2 separate regions of the Mus musculus genome follow, and region 2 is linked to region 1. The links are chromatin loops, found by intact Hi-C in ENCODE. Cell type or tissue: left cerebral cortex. All regions are shown on one strand. Each heading gives the region's core, and the rest is flanking DNA. Links, peaks and the distances in the headings are about the cores only.

What was found. A loop is a pair of places that touch in the nucleus more often than their neighbours do. Peaks named below come from ENCODE experiments on the same cell type or tissue, not always from the same donor. Only the 100,000 strongest peaks of a DNase experiment are listed, where the experiment ranks them.
Region 2: it touches region 1 in a loop (2.7-fold over the local background); 3 of 42 quality-filtered maps call a loop at or near these places.

What each region holds. Positions count from the first base shown.
Region 1 is chr3:57,469,000-57,471,917 of GRCm38, reverse strand. The region is part of intron 4 of Wwtr1 (WW domain containing transcription regulator 1); the gene reads left to right. Among named protein-coding and RNA genes, the nearest start is that of Tm4sf4, 45 kb to the right of the region's middle. In left cerebral cortex, for the core only: a CTCF peak has its summit at 1,533 (motif pointing left); DNase peaks (open chromatin) are centred at 395, 726 and 1,493; H3K4me3 peaks cover 464 bases; H3K27ac peaks cover 1,289 bases.
Region 2 is chr3:57,842,126-57,845,043 of GRCm38, reverse strand. It overlaps Pfn2 (profilin 2), which reads left to right. Exons shown (of 3, transcript NM_019410.3): 3 at 1,730-2,918. The coding sequence ends at 1,827. Among named protein-coding and RNA genes, the nearest start is that of Pfn2, 4.2 kb to the left of the region's middle. In left cerebral cortex, for the core only: a CTCF peak has its summit at 1,072 (motif pointing left); DNase peaks (open chromatin) are centred at 981, 2,304 and 2,556; H3K4me3 peaks cover 761 bases.

The DNA of each region.
Region 1 (2,918 bases), core at 167-2,666:
CTCTTCCGTGATACGTACTTGTCCCTTTAAATAAATATGTTCATAATAAAAAGTCCTTTCGAAAACAAATTGGTCATTGTTTTAAACTGGAGGCTTATTTTGTACTAAGGAAAATGAGATCACAGAGGCATGAGGAAGTATTCCATTTCAAAAAATCTACTTTACATTTTTGTTTAAGTCAGAAGTATATCTACATTTTTCCTTCCTTCAAGTGATTCTTAGGCGATAACAGGCTTTGGATAATAATTACAGACTCAACAAATGTTTCCTCCAAAGTATCAGAGTTTCGAATCTGCACTTTTCTAGAGCCAGTCTGGCAGCTGAGTGTGTGCGAGGTGTTTCAAAGAGACACTCCAGGAAATGTGGCAGTGAATTTCTAGAATCGATTGGTACAGGCTTTCAACAAAAGAGATTGACACCAGATCCCCCCCCACCCCCCCTCTTCCCAGGCAGTCTGCCTCTGCAGTCTCCGTGGCTTTGAGAAAGAAAGAGTGAGCTGCACCTCTGCACTGAAATAGCCGCTTTAACGGTGGGATTTTAAAATACCGCTTTCATTTCATTTGTTTCTACTCGCCCCACCCTTCATAATTAAAACAATTCGGTCTTCCATTTTTGTAGAATCCCGGCTACACACTTAAATCAAGCTGAGCACCCTCAGAAGAGGTTATTATCATTCAGTTAGCTCCCTTTGAAGTACATTCCAGCCGAGGCAGGAGCTGGCTGGTGGGAGGTGCCCTGCGAGCCAAAAACACTCACTCGGAGCCAGGCCCCGCTCTCCATTGCCTTTTACTTTCTAGCTTCTTCTGTTGATTTATTCCACAGAGCTGCAGGCCAGTGGGGGAACTAGAGGGGAGGAAGCTTCCAGAACTTCTTAACTCACAAATTGTCTCTGCCTTTCATTATCCTCTGCGTCCACCGCACAGCTTCTCAGCCCTAGGAGGGTGCCTTTTGAATCCATAAATGACGTTTGGTTTTGTTGTTTAAGGGAGCTAACAGATTACCAGTAACTCACTCCAAAGACTCTGTTTTACAAAGGGTTTCCATTCCCAGCTTGTATGTGAAGAAATGTTGGGGGCAGGAGGAGGGAGGGCTGCAGCTTTTCAGAACTTTCTGAGACTGGCCTTTAAAACCGAACCTTAAAACTTTGCTAAATGTGGTGTGAATTCCCGGGATACTAGCTCCACCCATATACATCGAAAAGGATCATAAAACATTTCCAATCCCATCTTCCTCCCGGCTCGGGGAGGAAAAACTGTGCTCAGTGCTGTTGAATAGGCTGGTTCGTTAAGTTCTCTTCTAAACAAGCTGAATGAGGTCATGGGGTTGGTATTTCCATTTTATAGCTGGGAAAACAGGATCAGAGAAATGAAGTAACTTGCCCAAGTTTCATCTCCAGTAGTAGGTGAAAGGGTTTGAATTTGAGGCCTGCCAACTTCAGTCCTCACTGCCTTCTCCCTGGTACTGTCTGTGGAAATTACCGGAATAGCCTCAGAGGTCAAACTGCCTGGATTTAGACACTGGCTCCACCTGCTGTTAGCTACAGGGCTCTGGGAAAACCACTTAACTCTCTCTGGCCCTGTTTCCTCATCAGTAAACTAAGTTAATGGAGTCCTGTGTTCAGGCTTCACATGTTTTTTTTGCAAAGTCTAGTCAAGTCTCTTTGCCTCGCAAATCTTTCTGTGCCGTCCATGACACCTTCTATTGTTTGTCTCACTGTGTTCTTTGATCTATGTCCAACAAGATGCTTCATAAAGCATCTTAAATGAACTGTCAAGGATTTAGTCCAAGGGGCTGCAGAGATGTTTAAGAGCACTGACTGCTTGTCCAAAGACCCAGAGTTCAGACCTCAGTACTCACATGGTAGTTTAAAACCAGCTCTTATGCTAGTTCCAAGGGGGTCCCCCATCTTCTTTTTTGAATAGCTTAGGCACTGCACACATTTGGTGAACAAACATACCTGCAGGCAAACAAACAACCCCCCCAACCCATACATGTAAAAATAAATAAATAGCATTTTTTAAATTAAAATTTTTAAAGATTTATTTATTTATTATATGTAAGTACACTATAGCTGTGTTCAGACACCCCAGAAGAGGGCGTCAGATCTCATTACAGATGATTGTGAGCCACCATGTGGTTGCTGGGATTTGAACTCAGGACCTTCGGAAGAGCAGTCAGTGCTCTTAACTGCTGAGCCATCTCTCCAGCTTTAAATTAAAAAAATAATTTAAAAAAAGAATTTAGTTTAAAATTTCACAGCTCTATTGTAACTGACCTGGGATTTGAACTCTTGTGATTTTAAAGTCCTCTTCTCTGCATTGCATCACTGCTTTCTGTTATGCCAAGCTCAGGACAGGTTCAACAGCATCCTTAACTACTTCTTGAGAATTCCACTGGCAAATAGCCCACAGAACTGAGAAGTAGCCAGTACCTTACCTGATTACAACTAGAAATTTCTTCATTCTGTCTGCCACAAATCTGTGACTGGAGGGATCTTGTAGTTCACTAGTAGCTTAAGAGCCATTGCGAGGCCTTTGAGTTTTGTGATATCCTGACTCCTCGAAGACCCGATATTCTCCAGTGGTCATGCTCATGCATTGTGTGGCTTGGTGAAAGCACTGATAGACCTGCCCAACGCCTGACACACGGCTTGATGGCATGGCAGGGAAGTCAGCTGGAGTAATTGCAGAAGTAATGATGTTCCTGGAGATGGATGTAAGACCAGAGAACAGCAATATAGGGGTTAGATGAACATCCTAATGCCTGTCCATTGTCTATTCTTTGTGATTGTCTGTCTAGAATCTTGTAATTGGTGTTTTTCTATTCTAGCTAGTCTGTGTAAAAGACACACAATCCTGGTATTTTATTTACAAGCTATAGGCCTAGATTGGGCAGGTTTGGTGCTATTTTAACTTACA
Region 2 (2,918 bases), core at 95-2,594, 370 kb before region 1:
AAGGTGGCACTGCTTTCAGCCTGTCTACTTTAGAGTGGTGCATATGCAGCCTCATCTGACTACTCTAAATTATGACAGCTTTGGTAAACCTAAAAATGAAAAGGTGCCTCAGTCCAACGCGTTACGATGCTGTGGGATAGATGGTTGTTAGTCTGTGCCAGTCACTTAGTTATCTTTGTGTCTAATTAGTCTTTACTTGGAGATCTTTCCTTTGATGTTTGCTGAGATTTGAAATCAATTCTCTGCTCATCATTAGAAAAGAAAAGAAAGGAAGGAAAAAAAGATCACATTGTTTTATTTTTTGCCAGGAACATTTCTGAAGAAGAGGGATAGGCCAAAGTTTTAGAGTACATGTTCCATTTGCTGAAATACTTCCAAAGAACGAGATATCAGTTTGAAAAGTAGGAAACTACTCGCAGTTTAAGAACTTGGCCCACAAACTCTGGTACCAGTTTCCAGACTTGATAATAAAAGTTCTGGTTTCAATATGGCATAAGGAACTGTCATATTCCATAGAGAACCTTTGACATTGATGTTTACTCTGACATCTCACCGACACACAAATACATACATGTACTAACCTGTATAACTGCCTCATTTGGCAAAGTTAGCACCTAGAACAGTTCTATAGTGTGAAATCACAAGAGCCTACAGTGAGCTATCATTTAATGCTGTGGGTGTCTGAGGTGTGGTTTGTTTCAGAAACAAATCACACAAAACAAGATAACTTTAAAACAGACAAATCTTAAGTTTTTGCTGCTTCTAGATACGTAAGATGCTAGGGTTGAAAAAAACATGCATCTGCTGAAGGGCTGGAAAAATGTCTTAGTGCATAATAGCCATGACTGAGGTTCTGTTCCCAGCACCCACCCTGCAGCAGCTTACAGCTGTGTAGCTACAGTCCTGGGGGCTCCAATGCCCTCTTCTGGACTCCAAGGACACCAGTCACACATGCAGTATGTATATATGCATGACAAAAACACAAATATGCATCTTTTAAAAAAAAATCAACATTTGAAGCCAAATGAATTGAAACTTTTTTTTTAACCATAGAACACTGCTGACACCTAGTGGCAATAAGTATATTTGAAACACACCTGTACATATAGTTCAGTTCACAAATTAGGTGCTAGAAGTAGTAAACAGGTTTTGTGGTTTTTTTTATTTTTTTTAGACTGGAAAGAATTAGCAAAGGGAAGTATCTGTATAAGACAGATATCACTAGTGTAGAGTTTTGTGACTGGCAGTAACATTTCTGCTTAAATTTGGTTTTCATTTTCCTCTGGAAGTAATAGACATGTCTCTCATTTATAGTCACACGTATAGGACAATAGCTTGTATTTATCATGCATGTTACATTTGGGGAGAGTTTGTAAATGAAAAATATGAAAGTTTTTAAAGTATGTTGTAGGAGATGAATAGCATGATATCAGCCAGACTGTTTCTCCTAGGATGCAAGGTAAACTGTCACTTTCCTCCTAGCTCTCATAAAGATCCCTTTATGGAAATTAGCTGCTGTACAGTGGGGTTTCCTACATGCATCCAGTAGTGTGCTGTTTTTAGTTTATTTACTAGCCTGAAGGCTCTCCATTCTGGAGACATAATGGATTTCAGTGTTTAACAGTTCATGGAAACTAACTTAATGTTAATTTATTAATCTATCTGCTTAAACTTACGTGATTTCTTGATTAACACTCCTTTTGAAACACTTTTCTCCTTTTTCTTTCAGTCTTGGTCTTTGTAATGGGAAAAGAAGGGGTCCATGGAGGCGGATTGAATAAGAAGGCATACTCAATGGCAAAATACTTGAGAGACTCTGGGTTCTAGCTGCTAGGCAGACTGTTAAGTATTAGGGGAAAATTGCTCTTAAATTTTCCTAGCTGTAAGCTTAAGTCTCCTTTGTATCCCTCTGTTGGTGGGGAAAGGTGTCTTTCTTTCTGCCCCTTCCCCTTAAATAATTGTGTTCATTTTTGTTTTGTTTCCTTGTGTACTCCAGCATTGGTTATAGTCATGGGAAAGGAAGGTGTCCACGCAGGCACAATTAACAAGAAAACATATGAACTCGCTTTATACCTGAAGAGGTCTGTAACCAACCTTTATCTGGCATCATAATTGCAGCACAATAATGATTTGCATGATATCTTGAAACTGGGGGAAGGGGGCATGCCAAGTTGGGCATCACTTCGTCTTAGCAGTTAGTGGATTACTGATTACTAAAATAGGTTAATAGTAAGCAAGGTGCCGGTGTACAGTCTCTAACTCGATCAGTGTCTTTTCAGCACTTTGGAGCATTTCCTTGGCTCATCTAGTCTTCCTTTTGTAGCGCATGGTTGGGAGGAAAAAGTGCATGCCTCTGTACGTCACACCTTTCTCACCCCTCCCTACCAACACGAGGTGTTTGGTCTGCTTCCATTCTCTTCTGTGTAGTGCCTGGTTTATTTAACTAATTAATACCTCCTCTGTTGATGAGCTATTGAGAGTTGCAGTGTTTTACTTTTTAATACAGTGACTGCACTTGGGACAGACTATTTGTAGTGTCTATAGGACATGAAGCGTGCAGCTTGGAGAGCAAAGGCACTTCCTCCCACGACCTTACTGCAGTAACCATACCGATCAAATTCCCAGGGACATTCTGTCATTGCAGTAGCTCAGACCTGTCTTTTCTTGCACACCAGCTGTGCTCTTGAGAAAATGTAAAGGCTGCCATTATGGATATTAGGTATCCCAACATAACCATCTGGAGTGTGTCCAGTTTATTTTTCATAGGACCAATTTTTATTTGCAGCTTAGGTTTTTATATGAAGTTGCATTATTGTGGACTTGGCTGTCTTGTGATGTATTTTTTTCATATGTATCCTGTGCCATACTATTGTTAAAATGAACTGTTGCTATTGTGAGATGGATTTCCTTTCGAATGG